2 separate regions of the Homo sapiens genome follow, and region 1 is linked to region 2. A link is a loop called in an ENCODE intact Hi-C map of the cell type or tissue named here. Cell type or tissue: endothelial cell of umbilical vein. All regions are shown on one strand. Links, peaks and the distances in the headings refer to the core of each region. The heading gives the core; the rest is flanking DNA.

What was found. A loop is a pair of places that touch in the nucleus more often than their neighbours do. Peaks named below come from ENCODE experiments on the same cell type or tissue, not always from the same donor. Only the 100,000 strongest peaks of a DNase experiment are listed, where the experiment ranks them.
Region 1: a loop joins it to region 2, with 2.7 times the contacts of the local background. A loop is called at or near these places in 9 of 110 quality-filtered maps.

Annotation. Positions count from the first base shown.
Region 1 is chr1:79,487,768-79,505,293 of GRCh38, forward strand. No RefSeq gene overlaps it. Among named protein-coding and RNA genes, the nearest start is that of LINC02792, 170 kb to the left of the region's middle. RefSeq lists an enhancer at 799-1,383. In endothelial cell of umbilical vein, for the core only: a CTCF peak has its summit at 9,597; a DNase peak (open chromatin) is centred at 9,644.
Region 2 is chr1:79,254,185-79,263,898 of GRCh38, forward strand. No RefSeq gene overlaps it. Among named protein-coding and RNA genes, the nearest start is that of LINC02792, 66 kb to the right of the region's middle. In endothelial cell of umbilical vein, for the core only: a CTCF peak has its summit at 5,736; a DNase peak (open chromatin) is centred at 5,747.

The DNA of each region.
Region 1 (17,526 bases), core at 4,608-12,607, 240 kb after region 2:
TCTAATTATTTATCCATTTTTTAAAATTTTTAAATTTATTTATTTATTTTATTTTTTAGAGACAGAGTCTCTTTCTGTTGGTCAGGCTGGGGTGCAGTGGCTTGATCCTAGCTCACTGCAGCCTCAAATTCCTGGGCTCAAGTAATCCTCCCATTTCAGCCTCCCCAAGAGCTGGGATTACAGGAACCTGCTACACCCGGCTTGGTTTTGAAATCCTGGCTTCAAGTGATCCTCCCGTCTTGGCCTCCCAAAGTGCTGTGATGACAGATGTGAGCCACCATGCTTGGCCTGTTTATCCTTAAACTGCTTTTGAAAAATCTTGATTTTAATGGGAATTTTTAACATTATAGGAGCTCCTAGTAGCAGTATTTTAAAGACAATGAAACTTTCAAACTATATATATTTATCAACAAAATGTACTCTAAGCAGTTTTACCAGTAAAGTAATTTGAGCAATAAGTCTCTGACTCCACATGCAAACCACATTTTCTACCTTTTGGCTGCCAAAAAAAATGAATATGGCTTTTGGCTTGGAATTCATTTAAACTTCATTTTCCCCTTTGTTTCAAATTTGTATTTCTTCTCTTCTCAAGAGCATTTTCTATACAAAATTTTTCTATCTAAACTTGCATGTGTTTTACCCAGTTAGCTTCATGAACAATGATTATTTCTTCATCACATTAAAAAAAATGAATTAAAAGGTAAGACTCTATAAATCAATTAGTTCTGGATACTACATAATATCAACCATACAACTTTCTGTGGGTTTGAAAAACCCAGATGTTGACATCATAAGGGCAATACCTGTAGAAAATTGACTGTATCTTTCAGTTTTAGTATTTCACTCTCATCCATGTGAAGAGACCATCAAACAGGCTTTGTGTGAGCAATAAAGCTGTTTATTTCACCTGGGTGCAGGTGGGCTGAGTCCAAAAAGAGAGTCAGCGAAGGGAAATAGGGGTGGGGCCGTTTTATAGGATTTGGGTAGATAAAGGAAAATTACAGTCAAAGGGGGGTGTTCTCTGGCCGGCAGAGTGGGGGTCACAAGGTACTCAGTGGGGGAGCTTTTGAGCCGGGATGAGCCAGGAGAAGGAATTTCACAAGACAATGTCATCAGTTAAGGCAGGAACAGGACATTTTCACTTCTTTTGTGGTGGAATGTCAGCAGTTAAGGCAGGAACCAGCCATCTGGATGTGTACCTGCAGGTCACAGGGTATGTGATGGCTTAGCTTGGGCTCAGAGGCCTGACATTCCTGTCTTCTTATATTAATAAGAACAATAAAATGAAATAGTGGTAAAGTGTTGGGACAGTGAAAATTTTTTGGTGGTATGGAGAGATAATGGGTGATGTTTCTCAGGGCTGCTTCGAGCGGGATTAGGGGCGGCGTGGGAACCTAGAGTGGGAGAGATTAAGCTGAAGGAAAATTTTGTGGCAAGGGGTGATATTGTGGGGCTGTTAGAAGAAACATTTGTTATTTAGAATTATTGGTGTTGGCCTGGATACAGTTTTGTATGAATTGAAAAACTAAACAGAATAAGAGAAGGAGAAAAACAGGTATTAAAGGACTCAGAATTGGGAGGACCTACGACATCTAATTAGAGAGTGCCTAAGGTGGTTCAGCATAGCCTTGCCAGTAAAGATTATTTATTTACTTTAAGAGTTAAGAGTGGCGGTTTGGGGATAGCACCAGGAGATATCAGCTGTGCTGGCTTGGAGAAACAGTGTAAACTGGCAGTGTAAACAAGAGCAGGGCATGTATGAGTAGTTGAGAACGGTGAATAGGAGTATGACTAGACAGAAGATAGTAGGGATGACAAGTTTTTTGGGGCACAGTCCAAGTTGGTCTGGTGTCTGGAATGAGACTGGGGCCTAATAAAAAAAGGAGCTCAAATGGGCTGTACCCTGTAGCATTCCGAGGACAGGCCTGAGTTCTGAGAAGTGAAAGTGGTAAAAGTATTGTCCAGTCCTTTTTAAGTTGGTGACTGAGCTTGGTGAGGTGTGTTTTTAAAAGACCTTTAGTCCATTCTACTTTTCCTGAAGACGGAGGACCATAAGGGATATAAAGGTTTCACTGAATACTAAGAGCCTGAAAAACTGCTTGGCTGATTTGACTAATAAAGGCTCGTCTGTTATCAGACTGTATTGAGGTGGGAAGGCTAAACTGAGGAATTGTGTCTGACAGAAGGGAAGAAATGACTGCGGTGGCCTTCTCAGACCCTGTAGGAAAGGCCTGTACCTATCCAGTGAAAGTGTCTACCTAGACTAAGAGGTATTTTAGTTATCTGACTCGGGGCATGTTGAGTAAAGCTAATTTGCCAGTCCTGGGTAGGGGCAAATCCTCGAGCTTGATGTGTAAGGAAGGGAGGGGGCCTGAATAATCCCTGAGGAGTAGTAGAATAGCAGATGGAACACTGAGAAGTTATTTCCTTGAGGACAGATTTCCACGATGGAAAGAAAATGAGAGGTTCTAAGAGGGGGGCTAGTGGCTTGTACTATAGCATAGCCTGCCTTTGCTGGTGTGTGGCGATTAGGCCTGGTGGAACTGCCATCAATAAATCAAGCGTGATCAGGGTGAGGAACAGGAAAGAAGGAAATATGGGGAAATGTGGTGAATGTCAGGTGGATCAGAGAGATACAGTCATGGAGGTCAGGTGTGGTATCAGGAATAATGTGGGAGGCCAGATTGAAGTCCGGGCCAGGAACAATGGTAATTGTGGGAGTTAACAAAGAGTGAGTATAGCTGAAGGAGCCAGGAAGCCGAAAGTATATGCGTCAGGTATGAGGAAGAAAATAGATTTTGGAAGTTATGAGAAATGTAGAGAGTAAGTTGAGCATAGTTTGTGATTTTTAGGGCCTCTAAAAGTATTAGGGTGGCAGCAGCCACGCACGCAGACATGAGGGCTAGGCTAAAACAGTAAGGTCAAGTTGTTTGGACAGAAAGGCTACAGGGTGCGGTCCTGGCTCTTGTGTAAGAATTCTGACCGCACAAACCATGCCTAGGAAGGAAAGGAGTTGTTGTTTTGTAAGGGATTGAGGTTTGGGAGATTAATTGGACATCAGCAGGGAGAGCACGTGTGTTTTTATGAGAATTATGCTGAGATAGGTAACAGATAAGGAATAAATTTGGGCTTGACTGAAGTAATGGGGGCTGTCTGTGAAACTTTGCGGCAGTACAGCCCAGGTAATTTCCTGAGCCTGATGGGTGTCAGGGTCAGTCCAGGTGAAAGCGAAGAGAGGCTGGGATGATGGGTGCAAAGGAATAGTAAAGAAAGCAGGTTTGAGATCCAGCACAGAATAATGGATTGTGGAGGGAGGTATTGAGGATAGGAGAGTATATGGGTTTGGCACCATGGGGTGGATAGGCAAAACAATTTGGTTGATAAGGCATAGATCCTGAACTAACTTGGAAGGCTTGTCTGGTTTTAGGACAGGTATAATGGGGGAATTGTAAGGAGAGTTTATAGGCTTTAAAAGGCCATGCTGTAGCAGGTGAGTGATAACAGGCTTTAATCCTTTCAAAGCATGGTGTGGGATGGGATATTGGCATTGAGCGGGGTAAGGGTGATTAGGTTTTAATGAGATAGTAAGGGGTGCATGATCGGTCGCCAAGGAGGGAGTAGAGGTATCTTATTCTTGTGGGTTAAGGTGGGAGAATACAAGAGGAGGACGCAAAGGAGGCTTTGGATTGGGAAGAAGGGCAGCAATGAGATGTAGCTGTAATACAGGAATAGTCAGGGAAGCAGATAATTTAGTTAAAGTGTCTCGGCCTAATAAGGGAACTGGGCAGGTGGGGATAACTAAAAGGAGTGCTTAGAAGAGTATTGTCTAAGTTGGAACCAGAGTTGGGGAGTTTTAAGAGGTTTAGAAGCCTGGCCGTCAATACCCACAACAGTTATGGAGGCAAGGGAAACAGGCCCTTGAAAAGAAGGTAATGTGGAGTGGGTAGGCTCCGTATTGATTAAGAAGGGGACGGGCTTAGCTTCCACCGTGAGAGTTACCCGAAGCTCGGCGTCCGTGATGGCCTAGGGGGCTTCCGAGGTGATCGGGCAGAGTCAGTCTTCAGCCGCTAAGCCAAGAAGATCTGGGAAGCCGTCAGAGAGCCTTGGGCCAGAGTTCCAGGGGCTCTGGGAGTGGCTGCCAGGTGAGTTGGACAGTCCGATTTCCAGTGGGGTCCCGCACAGATGGGACGTGGCTTAGGAGGAATCCCGGGCTGCAGGCATTCCTTGGCCTGGTGGCCAGATTTCTGGCACTTGTAGCAAGCTCCTGGGGGAGGATGTTCTGGAGGAAGGCCTGGCCGCTGTGGTTCAGGCGTTTGGAAGTTCTTGTGTGCTGGAGATGTGGCTGGGGTTTGTCTCACAGTGGAGGCAAGGAATTGCAACTTTTTTCTATTATTGTACACCTTGAAGGTGAGGTTAATTAAATCCTGTTGAGGGGTTTAAGGGCCGGAATTTAATTTTTGGAGTTTTATTTAATGTCGGGAGCAGATTGGGTAATAAAATGTATTTTGAGAATAAGACGGCCTTTTGACCTTTTAGGGTCTAGGGCTGTAAAGTGTCTCAGGGTTGCTGCCAAACAAGTCATGAACTGGGCTGGATTTTTATATTTGATGAAAAAGAGCCTAAACGCTATCTGATTTGGGATAAAGAAAAAGGAGCATTAACCTTGACTATGCCTTTAGCTCCAGCCACCTTTTTAAGAGTAAATTGCTGGGCAGGTGGGGGAGGGCTGGTCACGGAACGAAACTGTAAGCCGGACCAGGTGTGAGGAGGGGAGGTGATAAAAGGATTATAGGGTGGAGGAGCAGAGGCTGAGGAAGAATTGGGACGTAGCTCGGCCTGGCGAGGAGCAGCCTGGGGAGGAGGGGAGAGGTCAGATGGGTCTGTAGAAATGGAAGATTAGAAAGACTCAGCGACCCTTGGGGTTGGGACTGAGGGGACGGGTGGGAGGGAAAGAAGGAAGATTTGGGATGAGTTGCATTGGGAACAGAGACTAGAGAGGGACCGACGTGTAAAAGAATGCCTGGACGTCAGGCACCTCAGACCATTTACCCATCTTACAACAAGAATTATTTAGATCTTGCAGGATGGAAAAATTGAAAGTGCCGTTTTCTGGCTATTTGGAACTACTGTCGAGTTTGTATTGCGGTCAGGTGGCATTGCGGAAGAAAATAAGATGCTGAGAGTTTAGGTCAGGTGAGAGCTGAAGAGGTTTTAAGTTCTTAAGAACACAGGCTAAGGGAGAAGGAGCAATGGAGGGTGGAAGGTTGCCCACAGTGAAGGAGGCAAGCCCAGAGAAAAGAGAGAGTAGAGAAACGGAGGGAAGGGGTTTGGGGGTTCTTACCCTCCAGAAAAGCGGGAGAGGTAGGGGCACGGAAATAAGGGATCGGGGCACAGAGATATAAGAGGTTGGGGTGTGGAAATAAGGGATCAGGGCACAGAGATATGAGGTTGGGGTACTTTCCCCTCCCCTAGAAAAGCGGGACTTGCCTCTAAGGGTGAAGGACCAAGACAGGCGTCCCTGCGTGGTCTGACACCTCTGAAACATGGGTGAATAATCAGAGAGGCGTCCCTGAAATGATTAAACACCAAGGGAAGGCTGCCTTCCCAGTCCGTGACCAGCACTGGAGTTTTGGGTCCACGGATAAAACGCGTCTCCTTTGTCTCTACCAGAAAATGAAAGGAATTGAAATTAAAAGAAGGGAGAGATTGAAGTGTGGTGCCAAGATTGAAAGGAGAAAGAGGTTGAGGGATAGTAAGTGAGGTTGGAGGAGAGAGTAAAAAGAGGCCACTTACCATACTTGAAATTGGTGAGACGTTTCTTGGGCTGGTCAGTCTGAGGACCTGAGGTTGTAGGTGGATCTTTCTCACGGAGCAAAGAACAGGAGGACAGGGGATTGATGTCCCAAGGGAGGTCCCCCGATCCAAGTCACAGCACCAAATTTCACTCGTGTCTGTGTGAAGAGACCACCAAACAGGCTTTCTGTGAGCAATAAAGCTGTTTATTTCCCCTGGGTGCAGGTGTGCTGGGTCCAAAAAGAGAGTCAGGGAAGGGAGATAGGGGTGGGGCCGTTTTATAGGATTTGGGTAGGTAAATCCTACCCAATCCAGTCAAAGGGGGGGTTGTTCTCTGGCGGGCAGAGTGGGGGTTACAAGTTACTCAGTGGGGGAGCTTTTGAGCCAGGATGAGCCAGGAGAAGGAATTTCACAAGACAATGTCATCAGTTGAGGCAGGAACAGGACATTTTCACTTCTTTTGTGGTGGAATGTCAGCAGTTAAGGCAGGAACCAGCCGTCTGGATGTGTACATGCAGGTCACAGGGGACATGATGGCTTAGCCTGGGCTCAGAGGCCTGACATAGTATAATTTCCACCATCGATTCATCAATCAATTAGCACCAATCAGTTAATCAATCATCATCATCAGTAATTGTTCTTAAATATGTATTGAGCACAAATCATGTTATGACATTACCTTAGAAATTAAGTAAATCTATTGGTGTAAAAATGAGTTATTTTTAATGGCAGCTTATGGTTGACTTGGGGAGGCTCGATATATTGATAAAAAAATGAATTTAAGATAATGTATGATACAGAACAGAAAATGTGTTCTGTGATAGTTCACAGGCAGGAGCGTTTGAGGAGATAGTTCTCCATGAGTCTATCATATTACTGCACAAGCAGAGGCACTGATTCCTTTTGTTCCAGATTATCTCTTATGGATGTTTGTATAACAAGCAGCTTAGAATGTATGGTGTGTCCCTCAGAGTAAAGGGTAGATTTGTGGGCTGCCTAGTGTGATAAAGATAATGTTTCCCTCTAGGAAAAGATTAGGCAGATTTGCTTCCAGTCCATTACAGAAACTCAAGGTTTTCTAAACTCAGGGTTCCTCAGCTCTGATGCAAACCCTCTGCGTGCAAAGCTTCCACAGGAACCATTTTATGTCATTCTGTAGGATTTGAGTAAGAAGGGAGCTGACACAAACATGAAGCTCATAGTGCTTTCTGTGCCATGAGGAGTAAAATCCTATGTCTCTGACCCAAGAGTGTTTTGTTTTCTGCCAGTACATATGAAATTGTGGCAGACTGACTTACTAGTTTGCAAGTAGGCTAAAATTTCAGCCCTTTCACAATTCCTTACAGAGGTTTGTTTTGGAGGAAAGAATCTCAACGTTTAGATTATATAAGTGTAAATAAATTCTTCCCAGGTTTTGGCACATTCCTAGTCATGGACAACTTTTAATTATCTAGAATTTAGAACTCCATCAAACCCCAAATAAAAATGAAGGAGTGTGGTGTAGGTAAAAGGTGTAATTCACAAATTTGTTTGTTGAGGGTGAATGTAACAGGACACACATATGTGAAAGAAAGAGGGGTTGGAAAAGTTGAGTAATTTCAAAATTATGTTTGATTTGCTATTTGACTTGTGTTACTTGAGTAAAAGCCATGATGATAAACCCCTTAATTTTTGCCCAAAACGTTGTATAGATGGTAATTTTTCAGTTGAAAATCCTTATTGTAAATTATATTATTTCTCCATATGTTTATTCTCTAATTTGATTTTTGGCAAGCAGTGTTAGTTATCCTCATCTTGTTTCTGTACAGAAATGTATATAGCATAGCTTTGAAATTATGGCTACCAAATGGAAGATAGCTTCCTATTAAGAGATTTGATCATGGGCATGCTTATGTTCAATAAAAGTTATCAAAATCATGATCATAATTAGGAAATTTGATTCTCCTCATGTACAGCACGTTATGAATTATGCGGAGTTATTTTTGAACCACAATGCAACACTAAATTAGGTTCCTCTTTCTTTAAAAAAATTAAAGAATAATCAGTTACTATTCTCTCCTCATTTCTAATTTCTACAATGGTGCCTTGATTGTAAACCTACAGAAATCATGTCTTTTTTCTCCCCCTATTTTCTGTTTTAATATCACTTCACATCCGTTTCACTTTTTCTCTGGGGCTCGTTTATGAAGCCCACTGGCACTGGTAATGATTCTTCATGGTGGAACCCAGCAAATGCTGTTGCCATTTCTCTTAAGCCAGACTAGTCTTGCAAACATACTGACTCCATTTAGTGAAAATAAAAGGGGATAGAACAGAAAGAGGAGATCATGCGTATCTTAAAATAACAACAGCCATATGACAGTTTCAGGCCTGTGTTTGGAGAGAATTTGCATATATCCCATTAAGCCTGCCTGAGCTCCACTTTCAAATTTTGATGTTGCCAGTCAATTTGCAGAGGTCAACAATATCTTTTCCTAAATGCAAGTTTTCTTATAATTGCACCTCAATAACTGACAACTGGCCCTGACAAAAAGACAAGAAAGACAAGTGTTTGTTGCAAGAAAACATCAATATACAGCGTTTTGTAGACAGGACTACTCTGGAGAGACTCTGCTATATTTGGACCATTAGCATCAAGTCAAGGTTTCAAATGATAAATTCAATTAGAGTGGAGTTGACTAAGTGATCTAAAATAGTGTGCATTAGGAGCAATGTACAAGCATGGAGTTCATTAAATAGCAGTATCAGTGTGATCACCTTTTAGTAACATAATCAATTTACTGGTCTTTGAATAGTAGCAGTGGTCAGACTAAATTAAATTTAATGTACATTGACCAAGTGATTTACAGTATCTAGATTTACAGTATCTCAGAATAAAGAATGATGACTTTCAAGCATTCCAGGAACGAAGGGAGGAATAAATTATAATATGGGCCAAGTAAGGTGAGAAAACTTATCTTTTGTTTGCTTCCAAGTTTTACAATAGTTCTTTTTCTGAAGTCTGCAAAAAAAATGTCAGACTAATTGGAATCCTGTGAACCCCACAGATACTACAGACTTGAGTGCTGCATTGACAAATCGGTATTCCATTTAAATTCCCATCAAAGCCTTTGAGGTTTATATTCCTGAATTCCTAATGACAGGTGCTATGCAATCAGCACTATTACCATATGCTGGAAATAGGCATTGTAGCTTAATAAGGAAAGCTTGAAGATTCAAAGACGGGACAAGCAAAACAGTCTGAATTTATTACAAGCACATCCAAATCCTTCATCTTTCAACTTTTTTCTTAAAATATGATATATGAATAAAAGAATAGTAACAAAGATCTTATCTGAGTGGTGGCCACATGTGTCATATTCAGATATATTTTTCCACAGCCTACATTTTGTCCCCAGAGAGCTGTTGTCTATTTGTATAAGATTTGCCAATAACCATCACAGCCATGTCCAATATTCTATACTTGTACTCCAAGTGTCTGGCTTGTTGATGATTTGGGGGGAAAAAATTAGAGGACCAGTGGAAATCTGTTTGATGTGTTTATGCTCCACATGCTCTTTAGAATAAATCAGCTTCCTATATTTTAACAGCAATTGGTACTATTCAGGGTTAGAACAGGTTGTATACCAGAAATTCTAAACTATAATAGATACAGCGGTTGCTACCAAATAAAATAAGATACGTCTTCAATGGAGAACACTTTTTTAAAGTACCCAGGTTTTACATATATTCTTTAAAATTCCTTTACTACACTTCAATTCCTGCCAGAATTGACTGCTATTCTGTTAGGCAGGGCTAGGGGGTGCTATAACCTTACAGCTGAATGAAATCTGCACCCCAGTGTTGAAAACAAGATATTTTATCAGCCTCAGATCAGAAAAGGTAGGATGTACATGTGTTTGGACAAGCGTGCACACATAGGTTTCTATCCACTTTGGTAAGGTATGAGAAAGAAGAAATTTGAGTAAGAATATTTGCAACTGTTGATTTTTACATAGAATATGTTGGTGCTTCAAATCATTCTAAGTTTTAAAACGTGAATTTTGCATTTTAGTTAAATTATTGAGATTATTTTTTCTTAAGTAAATATTTTTATCTTTCTCCAAATTTTAAGAAAGAGATTCTAGAGGATAATTGAAATTCTGGATAGGCAATTATGCTAATTAAGAATTTTATTATATAATGTTTTTTATTAAGCCAATTGTGTTTCAGGTCAACCTAAGAATATTGTATTTTAGAAAGTAGCAAAAAAGCCAATTCCATCATTTAATTTACTAATTTTCTCACACTTTAGAAAATTAAATATTTTTGGTAAAGAACAAGATTTTCTTAAGTTAGAAAACAGTGTAAGTAATATTGAGCCACTATCATTATTGCTTTTCCTTCTTTAGAAGTATTGAGGATATTTTGGAATTTTTTATATTTTTATTGCAACTTTCTTTTGAATGAGACTTTCCCTAACTAATTAGTAATTAAGTAAAGAAGAGATTTTCTACTCTCTCTCTCTCTTTTTTTTTTTGAGACAGGGTCTCACTCTGCTGTCCCTGCTGGAGTGCAGTAGTTTGATCTCGGTTCACCACAACCTCCACCTCCCTGGCTCAAGTGATTCTCCTGCCTCAGCCTCCCGAGGAGCTGGGATTACAGGCACCCACCACCACACCTGGCTAATTTTTGTATTTTTAGTAGAGAAGGGTTTCACCATGTTAGCCAGGCTGGTCTTGAACTCCTGACCTCAAGTGATCCACTTGCCTTGGCCTCCCAAAATGCTGGGATTACATGCGTGAGCCACCACACCAGGCAGAAGAGATTTTCAAAAAGAACCTTTATATAAAATGTCTTTATATGTAATGTATTTTGTAAGACTCAGATTTACTGTCTTTAGAAGCTGGAATCATAGTGATTTCTTTTTGGCATATTTGGTTTCTTGATAAGCTATTTTTTAAAGGAAATTTTAAATAATGCAATCATGTCATGTCGTTTGAATCCTCCCTATCTTCTAACTTTTGAAGACAACCTGAAACAGGAGATTGGTGAGGAATAAAGCACTTGTGAATTTGGTTAAATTAATTTCAGAAAAATGTGTTAAATCCTACAATGCCTAGCACTATGATAGACCCTACAAATATGGGATGAATGAAAGTGAGGGCCTGTCAGTGGGAAGCTTGGTCCAATCTTTTCTTCATTATGAAGATGGAATATGGACCCCAGATTGGTTTGATTTCATGAACATAGAGAAAAGCCTCCACCTAGTTACTTTACTTGGCCTTTAAATAAGTTACACAGTTTGAAACACCTTTGCTATGTAGGAAAGATGTGAATTGATCTTTGTCTGAAAAGCATACTTTGTACTTCTGAGAAGAATGCTGTTTTTTACATCATCAATTATTTTCACTTATGGGGAGGCCTTCCTTAGGTCCCGGATTTCAGAGGGCAATTAAATTTAATTAATTTGGCAAATAGTGAATGAGAACTTACAATATACCAGTCCTGGTCATCAACTATGGGGACGGGGTGGTTTCTGTCATATTGGAGCCCACATTGTAGTTGAGGAATGAAAAATTACGGAGAAAATTTACGGTATGTTTTACTCTGTGAAACAGGCTAAGTAGACGATGTGAAAATACTTCAAGGGAAAATTACCTAACCTGTATTCTCTAACATGAAAATCACAGCCAAAGAAAAAGAGACAATAAATGTGTGGGATGCAGCAGTTGGAACCACTTTAAATTAACACTAAATTCCTGATTTTATTAAGAAATACCATTAGATTACAGGTTTCTAAGTGATGAGTAGTTATGTTTTGACTGACTGACTGTAAGTAGGGGTTTTGACTTAAACAGTTTTTTTTTGTGTACCCCTTGTGGCGCTCAAAATCATTGTGTATAAAAGACATCAATGAAGTGTTTTTCTACTGATTATTTGTTACTGAAATAATGATATGAAATGCTGTTTTCCTGTTACATGATTAAAATAAGCATTTAAAAGAAAATCTCAAATATATAAACCCCTTAGGGATCCAAGAATCTTAAAACTTGCTTGTCCTAATAATGAGTTAAAATGCATTGTTATTTGTGCATGGTGTTTGTGAGTGGATGTGTGTATTTATTGAACTGTGTGTGTGAAAGTGATTTAGGAGGTCAGCAAGGGCGCCCTTTCTCCTGTGCAGTCTTTACAGCTATTCAGCCCTTGCCAGTCAGAATGTGATGGATGAGTTCAGGAATTGAACTCTGACCCTCACTGGGAGAACATGGACCTTGTCAGAGGTATCTCAAAGAATTCCCATTATCCTTTCATTTTAAAGATTCTTGAAATTGCTTGTAATTCTTGCCTTAGGTAATGAAAACTTTCTTTTCAGTTTATAATAAGCTAATAGCAAAATGATGTGCATTCCAAATATCCACTCATGGCATAAAATTACTATCTGACTCAGATAATATTAATATTATAGCCAAAAAGTATTAATTGCCACTGCAACTTTTATCAAAATAATTGACCAAATTCACCTAATGGCTGTAATTTATTTGTAGCACTGAACAATTATTGGAGAAGATGAAGCCAATTGCCATAGAATAAAAATTATTCTTGTAATTTGTATACTGCATTGTTCCTGAGCACACATACAAACTCTATGTGTAATGCATAAACTCTTTAAAAAAAATTAAACACATACAAAAACACAAGCTCAGTCAGCATTAGCATTTAATTAACTGATTCCTCAAAAATAACTGGATGTTTGATTATTTGTTTCACGTCAATCCTGCTGTTGGCTGCATTTTATTTTATTATTTTTTAAAAGCCTGAATAATGAAATCCAAAACCCCACATCTAGCTCAGAGCTCCCAAAATGCCTCTAAGATAGTTGTATAGTAAAGCAACTACATCTAATTCAAGTAGGCATATTTAATCAATGGGAAAATTGTTAAGTGTCCCAAAAGAAACTATGTTAAAAAATTATTGTAAAACAACGTATATGCTGAATATACTTCAGTTCAGTTAATTTTTTTCTAAGATGTAACAATCAACTAACACTAAAATTGACAACCTTATATAAGACCATTAGGTGACATTTAAGAGCAGAATCAGCATTGCTTCTTATTTCACAGGATTTCTCAGATATTAGAATGCTTTTAGCACTATGTCTGGGGTGACCTGATTATGACAGATTTATTTTCCTTATAAATTGCTTTTAAAGATAAACAGAAGCCATTTGGGAAGAGATTTATTCTTCTCAAAATCAAAAACTCTAGCTACAAGAAAAAGCTTGCAGTTAAAATAAAAGCTGTATTTAAATATTCAACATTCAACAAAGGACATAACTAAGTTAAGTCTCTATATAATCAGAAAACATGGGATTCTACCAAAAAATTATTCATGAGGAATGGGAAGGTTAAGAGAGGAGAAATGCTTAAGTCTTACAAATTAAGCTTCAGAAACACAATTCAAGAAGGGATTGTAGCAATATGGTACCTGTTTTCACATATATTATGACATATCAAAACTTAAACATGCTTTCAGTGGTTTATTCAATATTTCATCTCCAAATAATAGTCAAAATGAAAGAATCTATTTTATGGTATTTGTTAGTTCTTCATTAATTTATCAGTTTAGTCATCCCTTTATCCACCACTCCCTTTTTCACTGCTTCCTCCTAGCACGTAGTTATAACATCTAATAGCTTTGTTTTAAATGCTAATAAAGTGTTTATTGTCATTCAGTGGTATTGCATCAGTAATATTTTCTTCAGGAATTCCAAAAAGCACAACTCTAGGTGGAGCCAAGTACGTTACGCAATCTGAGAATGGTGTTCCTCAGTGGTATTCAAGCAGAGTCACATGATAAAGCTCTGATGGATGTAATAGATGATAAGGCATAGCTCCTAGCAATTGCTAGATAAAGGCTAATTTATGATTGTGTCTCTCAACAATCCAGTTTTCCCTACCCTGACCCCTCCTCTATGTTATAACTTACAATAATGTAAGTTTATATTTGGTAAATTTCATAGTAGTAATAAAATTATTACCTCTGTACATATTTATTGGTTATCTTCTATTTGCACCTTGTTCTATATAGGTGCTAATGTGTTTGGTGGGTCGCCCTTTCATTCTCACATGGCCAATATTTTCCCCATCAAAATTACCTAGTTTCAATCCTGCCAATTCTACTTGAAAATGGTGAGATGATAAAATTGGAGGCAGGGGAAACTTTGAGTGAGGTATAGAAGGAAAAGTTTGCTGTCATTACTCTTCATGTTTGCTCTTCCAACTCTCTCCCCCAACCCCATATAGGATGGATGCCTTCTGAAACCAACATGTAATGATGTTTTCTCTTCATGTTTAAAAGATAGGATAAACTCTAATTATTTTTATTGCTCTTGGGTGGTTACACAAAGATCTATGTACCCCTTTTCCAGAACTAGACTACATTAAAAAGGAAGAAAATAATAACATCAACATGTGCTCTGTTCAAAGTCTCTCTTTAAAGATTATCCAGAAATCACAGGAATCCTTATTTCCTCTCAGAAAATATAAAGTCTTTTTCTTGTAGTGTCCTGAATAAAGTAAGAACGTTATAATTGAATGCCACAAATAAATCTGCCTCAAATGAGGGAAGAAAACTAAAATATTATATGTTACAAATATTCAAAATTTCTGGCCAAAGGCACATACTATAAATGGTCACAAGCCTTCTCCCTTTGAAGAATTCACAGAATAGCACTCAGAATTTGGCTGTGAGTAGTCAAGCTTCATGGCTATACAAACAATGCAGACACAGGGGTCTGAGTTTGGTTTAATGTTCTCCTGTAAACATTTTGAAATTCTTAATAGTTCATGAATACTGAGCCTCACATTTTTGTTTTTTACTGGGCTCTGCAAATTATGTGGCCATGGATTCTGGTGGAAGCACATTTGCATCAGTTTGGGTTCTTGAATGCTTGGAAGTCAAGAAAATTCCATCATCAGCAAAGGACTAGACTTGAAACAATTCCTTAGCAACTGAGAATTACTGCCATTGCTTTAGCTAGAGAATTAAGAGGCAAGAAATACTTCTGTTCATTCTCTGTCTCCTGGTTTTCTGAACATTCATGTTCAGGTTGAAATAACCAAAAGGAGCTCTGGTAAGAAGAAATATTTTTCATTTTGACAGATTCTGAAACAACCTTTCTCTTGGCTGTTTAGCTTTTCTGTTTGTATTCTCTCTTCTGCTTTCTCTGGAAATAGGTGAGTTTACAAAAGTGGAAAATTCACCTGATTCCTTTTTGGCCTTGCCTCTATGACTGCATCTGTGAATGCATCTATGAATTCCTTAGAAGCTTGGACTCTGGAAGCCAAATGCTTTGGTCTGGCTCCCCTTTGGGGTACTTAAAAATTTTTCTATAGAGTGTAAACTTGAAAAACTTTTTAATAATCTCTTCCTGAGATTTCTCATTGGTAAAATAGGAATAACAATAGTATATAGTATATATCTCGTTTCTTTTTATTAGACTTAAATGAGATAATGTATATTAAATATTTAACAAGTTCCTGGCACATACTAAATTATCAGTATATTTAACCATTTCTTTCTACTGTTAAGTTCAGCTTTAATGTCAGTCCTTTATGCATATATCATATTATCTAAAATTATATGCCAAAATATCTTGAAGTATTACGTTGGTAATTATTTTATCAATAAGAATTATTTCTGTTTTGCTACCAGCACTATGTAAATGTTGTTTCTCTGTTGCCTCTTCCTCCTTTATTTGAAGTCTTTTAAATAAATGAAATTTTATAGTAACTATTTTACATAAACGTTTTCTAGTAGTTTCTCTTTTTTCAGAGCTCCACATTTTTTCTTTTGCTTTTTCAAATAAAACATGTAAGAGGAAGCTAAAATATGAAAAAGTGCTTAATATTTTTTATATTCATAGCTTAAAACTAAATATAATACTAGCTTCCATATATTAAATCAATCTACTGGTTATTTCTATGAATCATAAAAATACCATTTCACAAATTTTACTTTCAATCACAAAGAACTGATAATGTTTTCCTTGCAAAATGAGATTTACATCCTCTTTTCTCAGCAAATGAATATAGAAAATAGTGCAAGAGATTATCGTTGGCAGAGATTCATGAATAGAAGCTGGGCGTTTTTTCTCAGGGACCCCAAAGGGGAAATGTTAACAAGGAGCTATAAGGTGGCAGAGAAAGCCTAATGAAGTTCATTTCCCACCAGTCAAAGAGATGAACATTTTAGGAGGCACAGCAATCGATCAATAGGCTTATTAAATATTAACACATCTTTCTCACTTTCTTCATTAGAGTTTTTGCAGAGTAACTAAGAATGTGACTGTGCCAAAGACTTGAACTCTTTCAAGAACCAAGGTAGACATCAGCAATCAGTGTTGATATTTAATTATAATACATGATGCTTCATCTCAGAAATACCAGTAATGTCACTGGCATGGAACTCTAAAGAATAACCATGTATAATCATCCTGTCTCTTTATCCTCCACGTGCACACACACACACACACACACACACACACACACACACACATACACTTCTTGATTAAAGTCATAAAGCCATAGTCAATTGTTAAGAATAAGCACTTGGCGTATCAGAGAGCTACTAAATAAAATCCCTAGACAGTCTTTGTGATAGTTGTTTTCAAGATCTTAGATGTCTTGACAACATTACCCTTCTAAGTGCAGGTTACAAAGTTTACTCAGACTTACCTCCTGGATATTTTAGGTGAGTGTAGTGCTCAGTCTGGACATCTGCTTTTGAAAACAGTATCCTGTTTGATTTTCAAATGTATTTTGGGGGGCCTCTCCTATTGTGATTATTGTATTGTCAGAGTGTACATTTTAACCACATAGATCTCTTAAAAAACAGCAACTGATTTCTACAGGATGCTGAAATGCCTCCTTAAATACTCAGAAAAAAATGTTTCTCCCTAATGTACTTAATTTTCTTAGTTGAATGATAAATTTGTACTACCTTAAGCAATTCTTCATCACTGTATCCTTAGACCACTGTGAGGGGTATATTTGAAGACTGAGGTTAAATTATTATAGTCATAAAAATATTTCAGGCTACAAATATGCAATTCTTAGGGAAAAATAAAACTGTTTGCTGCTTCTGAATTGAACTTTCAAAATGCTGCTTTGAGAGTATATGTTCACGCTGAAATACTTTTTTTACTCTCCATTGCCCAAAGGTCAAGTCTAGGCTTCCTCTGCAGAGGGTTTCACAATCTGGACCCTTACTTTTCATTTATATCTGTTCCCCATGTCAATCAAACTGGCACACTTAATAGACTGAATTTATTTTGTTTTCTTTCACCTTTATTATTTTGCTCACTTTCCTTGATTGGAATTCCTTTCTCTTTTATGCAGATTCCAACTATCTTCATGTAACATTATTGGGAGCCTACTATCTGCAAGGCCCTATGCTTGTGATTTTATGTGGAATCTCCAAATAAATCTCTGAAACAGTGGTTTATTTTAAAGATTAAGAAACTATGGCTTGCACATACTAAATTCCTTTCCTGAGGCACAGAGCTACAAAATGACAGAGACTAGATTTAAAATACAAGTTCAGTTTTTTTTTCTTTTTTATTTCACAGTTGCCTTCAAGCCAGATAAAATTCTATCTCCTTTATAAGCCTTCTCTACTAAATCTCAAGTAATTTCCAAACTCCTAAACAAAATTGCCTGTATAATTAACTGGCAACTGTAGTCATGTAAC
Region 2 (9,714 bases), core at 1,715-9,714:
GGCCTGTCTCCTCACCTATAAAAAATAAAGCAGTGGGACAGAAAGTAAAGCAGAATTTAACAGAGTTTAATTCCTTTTTTTTTTTTTTTTTTTGAGACGGAGTCTCGCTCTGTCGCCCAGGCTGGAGTGCAGTGGCGGGATCTCGGCTCACTGCAAGCTCCGCCTCCCGGGTTCACGCCATTCTCCTGCCTCAGCCTCCCAAGTAGCTGGGACTACAGGCGCCCGCCACTACGCCCGGCTAATTTTTTGTATTTTTAGTAGAGACGGGGTTTCACCGTTTTAGCCGGGATGGTCTCGATCTCCTGACCTCGTGATCCGCCCGCCTCGGCCTCCCAAAGTGCTGGGATTACAGGCGTGAGCCACCGCGCCCGGCCCAGAGTTTAATTCTATGGCTTAAGGAATCTAGGTATCTGAAGGCTAGAAATTATAATAATTATTAATTTTTCTTATTCATCTGATTTCTGTGGAATTCTTAGTGACAGCAAGGGAACAACAACAAAAAAAGCACATTAGTAAAGATTTTTTTTTTTTTCTGAACAGACTATTATTTCCTCACGGTGGTTAAACCCTGATGGACTACTTGCATATATTCAATACATATGCAGGAGAGTTGATCCTTGTGCTATAACATTTGTGTAGTACACGGCTAGTTGTCTTGCAATTGACACAAAGTCTACATATTTATGACTGAACATATTTCTGGAAAAGACGGTTCACTAAGGACTGTAATTTGAAAAACAGGTGCAATTAGCCCACCTGCAAAATTAGTTTATGTGCACATTTCTGTAATAATAAAAACAAATTGGACATTTAGTTACTAGATATGCATTTTTGTAGTCTATTCTCTTTTATAATAACAAAAGAAAGAAAAGATTTTGCATGCATAATTTGGCATTCATATATGGTATAAACCCTGTTTTTCTCACTTACTTTGGAAACAGTAAGAAGGGCCACAGCTCATAGAATAAATAATATTTTGCGATTAAGAATGACTATGTTCATGCAATTTGCAGACTAGTTTACATGGTTGTATTCTGATTTTAATTTAACAGAGCCAAATCCAAATGAGTAAAAGTGGTGACTCATGTGGAAACTGGCTTTTGAGACATTTAAAATACAATTTAGAGCTTGAGTTTGATGCTGTAAAGTAAATTCATGCTATCTTGAATAGAACGTTTTGCAGTCAGGCATTGCATAAGGACATTATGGTCAATGATAGACCACATATGGGACAAAGATCCATAAGATTATAGCTCCATGTTCCTTGTCTATATTTAAATATTATTAGATGGAAAAATACTTACCGTGATTTACAATGGCCTACGATATTCAATATAGTAACTTGCTCTACAGGTTTGTAGCCTAGGAGCAATAGGCTATACCTTATAGCCTAGGCATGTAATAGGCTATATTATCTATGTTTGTGTAAGTACACCCTATGGTGTTTGCACAATGACAAAGTCACCTAAGGACACATTTCTCTGAACATGTCCCTTTCACTAATAAATACACAACTATTTTGTTTAGCTTAAGCAAATAGTATGTCAAGTGCTGTTAAATGTAAAACTGAAAAGACAGTAGCATTTGGTTGGCCACTAGATGTTATACACAATGCATTTTGCTAAATAACAACACCACAGTTCCTATATAATAGAGATAATACAATCTTTTGAGCAGATGTTATAGGACAGTTAAGTAAAATAGCCACATCATGCCTGTGGAAAGATTTTGTTTTTACCATCTTACAAATAAGAAAATTGAAGATCAGAGAGGCTAAGGTATTTGCCTAAAGTGACGTAGCTGATAAATTTGGTATTGGGATTCAAGCCTGGGCAGTGGAGGCAATTGCTTTTCCATCCAGCAAAATGTTAAAGGACTTCCAAATATTACAGAAATTATATATTGATTTAGAAGTATTTTTCTAACTCATTTTGTGGACTTTTTAATTCATGAGTAAAATCAGGAAATGAATTAACAAAATAATCTCATGATTTCTAGTTCTTTCTATTCTTAGTAAGTGGAGTGGGTGAGGACTGTAAGATGTGCATCCAGACTTCCTCCAATTGAGTAGCAGGCCCACCTGCTGTTAAAGATGCTAGAGAAATATGTTGTAGAGGAATTAAAATTAATTTTGGAGGTCTGGTAGGTTAATGTCATGACTTACGTATTAACGTGTGTAACCTACCATCAATCTCAAATACATTTGAAGAAGAAATGAATTTGAAGAAATGAAAAAAAAAGCCTTTTAATAGGCATAATACCAGTGTTATAGCAAAAATGTTTCCAATGGTCCAATTTTGAAATTAGTCATGATTTCTGAAGCAATGACTCTAATCACACCCACCTCAATTTTATTTCAAAAGAAAGAAAGAACAATAATATCTTAGTGCTAACATAACATCAATACTGTGCATTTCTTTTTCTCTAGAAATAATCCTAACATTACTTTGATGACATCTAGAACTTTGAAGAAATTCAGAAAATGCCTTTGCTTAGATGTTTGCCAGTACTAATCATAGTTTTTTTTAATGCCCCTAACATGGTCCCATTGCTTTATTCTTGTTTGGCCTTATGTGACAAGCCACAGGCAGATTATGATGTAATACAGTGTAGTAAATGTTATTAAAAGTGGTGAAATAAAATGCTGAGTGTGGGCCGGGCGCGGTGGCTCACGCCTGTAATCCCAGCACTTTGGGAGGCCGAGGCGGGTGGATCATGAGGTCAAGAGATCGAGACCATCCTGGCTAACAAGGTGAAACCCCGTCTCTACTAAAAATACAAAAAATTAGCCGGGCGCGGTGGCAGGCGCCTGTAGTCCCAGCTACTCGGGAGGCTGAGGCAGGAGAATGGCGTGAACCCGGGAAGCGGAGCTTGCAGTGAGCCGAGATTGCGCCACTGCAGTCCGCAGTCCGGCCTGGGCGACAGAGCGAGACTCCATCTCAAAAAAAAAAAAAAAAAAAAAAAAAAAAACTGAGTGTGAATCACAGTCATCGGTGCTTTACGTGTTTTTACAGGTGTAGGTCTTTTTCAGGAATTTCCTTAAGTTTAGTCAATTTTTAAATTAATTCTTAATAATTATTTTAATATTCATTAAAATAGAAATAAGGACTATTTTAAAGGTCAACTTTGTCACTTTCCTCGCAAGGAGAGTAAGCACTGGGAATATCAGGTAACTGGGTCTCATAGCTTAGATAATGGGGTAAACCTTATAAACAGATCTTACAGTAGCAGAATATTTCTTAAAATATCTGGTATTTGTCCATCTTTTCATTTCTAAGTAGCTTATAAACTTTATGGAAGTGACCTCATTAACCAATTTACCATTTCTCAGAAGTAGGTTACAAGGTAAAGTATTTTAACTACTGCTTAAGACCAACTTCTGGGAAGTTTTTCCTTCTGAACTCTGACTCTGGGCCCTGGTTTATTTAAATAGCACAATGGTGAGTTCCAGGTTGTGATGAATAAATGGTAGGCCTTGAATGGGACATGAAACAAATTACTTGACTTTTGAAAGTGGTTCATTAGAACTTGTGCAGACTTGTTAATGGAAGGCCTTGAAGAGACCATTAAGTATATTTCTTTATTACTTTGCAACACAACACCTGAGCTAGCTCAGAAATATAATAACCTGTCTTAAAGAAATCTGTTAAGTTAATGTTTACAATACATTCTAGATTGCAAAATTTATGAGGGAAGATGATGTTGGTCTAACTTGCTTTCAGTAAGCATCCTGTTCATGTTTACTTAATATATGAATTAATAGATAAACAATGATAGTTTAAATGTATTGACAATACACTGTTTCAGGCATTATTCTATGAATATTGTGCATACACGTTCACTTAATTATCAGGAGCTAATAATAATTATTATTAATTAAAAGGAAGAAAACAAATTTTCTTGTGAAATTGATAATTTAAATGGTCAAACTTTTTTCAGAAAAGTTTTCCTTCTGCATGAGCAAAACCCTTTATGTTTTCTGTTTCTTGCTCTTTTAAGAATAAACATATAGAAATACTAAGGTAAATACATTAAATATTTCATGACTATAAGAAAATAAGGAAAAACACTTGGGAATTTAATGTAAACATTTCTACAAAAACACAAATAAACTGTAAAGATAAAAAGCACAAGAATTGTTACTTTTACATAAAAATACCTTGTACATTTTATCATAGGTAATATAAATTTAGATGCATCCCCTTTAAATAATTCCATTTGTAAAAGATTTACAGTTTTAGAGCATGTGGTAGATATTTTAACATTATTGGGAAAATAAGATTTATATGCATAATAAAAGATGCAAATTCTTAATGTTGATCTGAGTTACAAGCAGAGACATACTTTTTACATATTTCTTCTCATTATGGATTTAAAAAAATAATTGTGGCAATTATTCAGAGACTTTCACAGCCTCTTCCATTTTAGTAACTGCATTTACCTTTGAATGTAGAATTCATCCGACCAGGGTCATAGTTTTCTTAAAAGAAGAACAGTCATAGTGCTGGAAAAAACACTAATGATAGTGGTAACACATTTAGGAATCCTAAAACTTACATAGTGTTTACTTACAGAAGATGAAGGCCAGTATTTTTATCAAAAGATACTGTGTACTTGTCCCTGAATTGATTGTCAGTCTAGCAAAATAGAAACTTTGCATGTATTCTTGTCATAATCTTATTTTTTTCAAAGTCCTTCATCATCAGTTGGGTTTTTCTTTTGGCTTCATGCAGCACTGGAACCTCATTCTGTAAACCACTAGCTATGTGATCTTTAAAAAGACATCAGCATCTGACATAAATGGTTCCAAACAATTTGAGCAACAAAGCACATGCCACAAATAACTTATGTGCCTTTCCTTTCTAATAAAACCAAAAGCACTCACACGCCATCTTTGTCCCAAGAATGTCTTATTTGAGAGTAAAAGAATAGAAAGAACAATTGCCTTAACTTTTTTTCTCATTTGTAGTAAGAAGATAAGAAATAATAATAATAATAGGACAGAGGTATTATTACCACCCGGTGCAAAATGGGGGCTATCACTCTAAAGAGTGAAATGGAAATGAAAACACTGTTTTAAAATTAAGTTTTATGTTGATAGCTATATTCTGCCAATCCATTAGTGTTGATAAAATAATTCTTAAATGTTTTTAGAGGCCTTGATAAAAAATTGAAATTTGCCAAAATGTTTCTCTCTTTTTCTCTTTGTTTCTCTCTCTCTCTCTGTCTCTCCGTCTGACCCCTATCCTTTTCTTATGAATCTGAAAATTTGCTGTTACTCTGTTGGAATGGGGGTCCTGCTCCTTTGAAACTATATGGCATCCACTCTGAAAGCCAGTAAGTATTTGCAATAGAGTCCAATTCCATTTGAAGGAGTTGTTTTGTTTAGGCTCAAAGTACTGACGTCATTCTGAGCAATTTACAAAATGTGTACCCTGCTGTAAATGTTCAGTGTCAGTTCAAAAATTACATTTATATGAAATGTTCAAATCAGCGTTGTAGTAGACACATTTTATATGAAGTTTTAAAATAACTTAAAAATATTCTCTTTCTATTACACAAAGAAAAAAATCATCATCTATAATTCAATTTACAAAATAATTATTGAAACATTCATGAATATGCATTTATAGGCTGAATTTCTAACTTAAAGATTAGGTCTTTAACTGAGATCATGTTTTTCACATACAATCTGTGCTACTGGTGTAGTGATTGCTTTCTGGGTGTTATTACTAACTCCTTCCAAGAGAGAGCAGTAGTGAATTGCTTTATTTGTGCTGGCTATGTAGTTTTACTCAAAAGTACTGATTTTCATTTTCAACTTTATAACCTTTCAACCTATTGACCATGAAAAATGCTCTGACACAACATGACACATATAAATGTTTAAAGTCGAAAGGGTAATTATCTATATTCATAGTTAAAACTGTGCCTTCATTTCACAATAGAAACCATATGTTCACTCAAAACACTTTCAATAGGTTAAATAACACCCAGATTAACCCTGAGTTAGTTTACTGGTTAAAATAATAACAGCATCTTCTTCCAATTCAGTAGTTCATTTATCATCTCTGATCAAGGCACTGGACATGAACTTTCAAGATTTAAAAGCTTAAGTTTAAAAAGAAAAAAGAAGCGAGAAAAAAAGCCTACAGATGTTTAAATATCCTCTTTCTTGACCTTATCATGGTCTTATCTGTTCAGGTACTTAATATCAGCTTTGAGAGTTATTATTGAAAACTATATATTCAATTTTGTCTGATATTTAATAAAATAAAACAATTTCTCTCTCAAGTCATGAAGGCAATAACTTGTAAATTTTTCCTTAGCACTGTACCATATGGAGAGCAATTTAGAACAATTATTGAATTTTTTTTAATGCAAATTGCATTAGGCCTTGATCAGACCAGTGAGGTAGACCAGAATGAGGAAGGTGGACCTCTGTCAAGGCCAGGCTAGAACATCTTGCTTCACTGGTCAAGTGAGGGATTTTGTGAGACAAATATGTGAAATGAAACTTAACGTCACTTTCAAATAAACCAGCTTATATTTATATAGTCATCCTTACAATAATTGATTATTCTGAAACTTTTAATCATTGCAGCAGAGAGTTACAAACAGAAAACAAAATTGTGTATTATAATAGTAATGAGAAGCCAAAGGAAAAAGACACTTTAGGGAAAAAAAAAAAAAAAGACCAAGAGGCAAATGACTTTTCAGCATGTGCCAGCTCTGGTCATGTTATGCTGGTTGCAAACCCCTCCGCACCATGCTTTGTAATGTCACAGTTCTTTGTCAAGCTGCAGAGGAGATCACCTCCAATGAACAGATGATCTACTGGGGGCTTCATCAAAAAGGACCTTTCTGCCTCTGTAGAAGTGACATATTTTTCCTTAATATTTTATTCAAGCCCCACTGGAAGCAGAGTAAAAGCAGAGTACGGAATAAACCACGAGACCTGTGGATGCTTGGTTGATATACTTGTTCTGATCACAATATTATTATTTTTTATGATGATACAATTGCTTGGAATTGTCATTCCTCTATATAAAGATAATACAAAGGTATGGGAACTGAGGAGGACAGTATTCCCTTTGGATTTAAATAAGTTTCCATCTTTATAGGTAAGGGCATGAACTCTAGGAGGGAGCTTTGACTGAGTGCTTTTTCCCTTGAAATAAAAAAGAAATACCTTTCTGCATATAAAAACCAGAAGTTCTACTTGTTAAAGAACAGCCTCTTTCTATCAATGGAAAAAAATAGTTTTCTAAAATTTTGCAGTTTTGCATCCATCACTGGCTGATATGCTCTAAACAAGTGAGAAAACCATTCACCCTTAGAAAAGCTGGCTGTCACCTAGTTTACGCTCTATATGTGAGTTTTCATATGTTCTCCTTATAAACCTGTACCATCATTTATGCATCATTTACCATAAAGATAGGACTTACTAATAAATCTCTTCTATAGAATGCTATAAAGTAATTTGAAGGTCTTTCATATTCAGTATCTCAAATGACTCTGCAGCCTTCATTTTGTCATAGTATAGATTATTTTGGATATGGTTTACTTGAGCCTTACTGTTATTTATCAACAAGACTCTGAGTCTATGAATATAAAGAAAAATTCTTAGCATCTGCATGGGAGGAATACGCAAGGCTCTTGCCTCAGTTCCAGTTATTGAAAGTTAACACCAAGGCAGCAAGGCTTTTAAAGCTATCTACACTCACAGTAAGTTCTCAGCAGTGGCTGCTAAAGCCCATGAATCCAGAGGTGGTAAAAAACATTTATGTTGCATTATCAGCTCAAAGTGACAAAAGGCAAGTTGCAGTGCCAGGGCGAGTGTTTCATTAAATTTTCCAGTGAGTTAGCACGTGGAAAAAAGAATTGATACATGGTTAACGCTAGCATGTGAAAGGCTGTGCTCTGCAGATCTAATAGATCCCAAATATAAGTAGTATCTACACTGATAGAAAGAAGGGTTGGAAAGAAGCAGTCAGAGAAGTTGTATCAGAGATGATTTACTCTTTTATTGGGTTTACTGTTATAATTTTGTTTTATGGACTAGAAAGAAATTAAAAGTTTTACAAGGAAAATGAGAGGTTATCACTCAACTTCTTTTGTTTTGTAACAAAACAAAACAAAAATTGGAAAAAGTAAGATAAGTTTAAACATTTATTATCCTTTAGCAAGTTTGGTGTTCATTAAGGACACCTACCATGGTCAAAAAAATCAGCTAAGCAAGGGTAAAGTGTAGCATTTTTAGACCTAATTCAGCAGTCTTCAGACAACATTCTCTAAAGGTGCTGCTCACTTAGTTTTGCTCTTTCTGGACAATCAGAAACTTAACTATGATACTTCCATAATTTCATCTCTTATATCCCTGGGTCCTATAACTCTGAATTTAATACAAACTCTATAGAGGTTTCTAATGAGAATTATGTATTGTAATGCATACCTTATTGAAACATAAATATATTTAATAGCTTAAATATAGCCTGTGAATTTCTGGTGTTGACGTCTATTTTCTTCTCACTGAATATCCAGGGACAAATCCCAATCAATGCAGCAGAAACTGACCTGACTTCTCTTGAATTGTTCTGCTGATTGTTTTGTTTGCTTTTCCTGACCTCATTCCTGTGTGCCATTTGGTTCTGGGTTCTTAGTCTTTGCAATGCAAATGCCCAGTGTTAACTTTAAATGCAGTCAGTAAGGAAGCCTTGTTTCTTTCCAAAATGCTCCGAAAAAAAATGCTGGCTGTCTGCTTGACTTGTTAAATGGGAAACTGGTTTTTGTCTCTAAGTTGGCCCTGAAGCACTCTCTCCAGCCTGCTCTGTGATGTCTGTGTTCTTTTTCCAACTCTGAGGTGAGGAGAAGAAGTGATCTGATCCCCAGGGTGAAAGAAACACTTCCTTGTTGGAGACAAATGAAAACATATCTCCTGCTGAGGGGTGCCTTGTCATTTCTTATGTAACAACATTAAGCATGTTTCCGAGGAAAGGGGCTGGGATGTTAATGCTTAGCTACTTCATAGGCTAAGTCATCTGGGACAGAGTACATGTTTCGGGCACAAAGATGGGGGAAAGGTGTTGAAGTAAAAAGAAGTTGCGCAGGAATGTCAGAAACTACTTGCTTTTTAAATTACTCAGCATTTACTAAGCAACAACTTTCCATATGTAATATGATGAGTATGGCAGAGAATTAAAGATGAATTAGACCTAAAATCTTTATTCAGGGAGCTATGGGAGGAAAAAAAAAACTCAGATACATTAATAACTTTGGTACTAAGTAGAAAGACAGTCAGGGTCATTAGTGAGAAACTGGTTGGTGTCAACCAGGGTGGGGAGTAATAAGCAAAGACTTTCTGGAAGAAATGGCCTTTGATTTGGTCTCTAAAAGGTAAGAACCTGTGTGTGCAGAGGTAGGAGTTTGAGGGTCAAAGTGGTTTAGTGCTAAATGGCCTTGCACATATAATAGTATGTAATTATATTTGTTTAATGTATATTGGATGGAAAGAGGATAGTAGAAAATACGTTTTATAAAGTAAGTTTGAGAGAGATGGCATAAGGCTTTGAATACCTGGGAAAGGAATTTAAATTTTATTTTCTAGAGCAGGCTTTCTTAACTTTTAATCTCTTCCATCAGAATCTCCTGAAATGCTTCTTAAACAATCATTTTCATATTCATAGGCCTTACACTAGCATCTCGATTACTAAA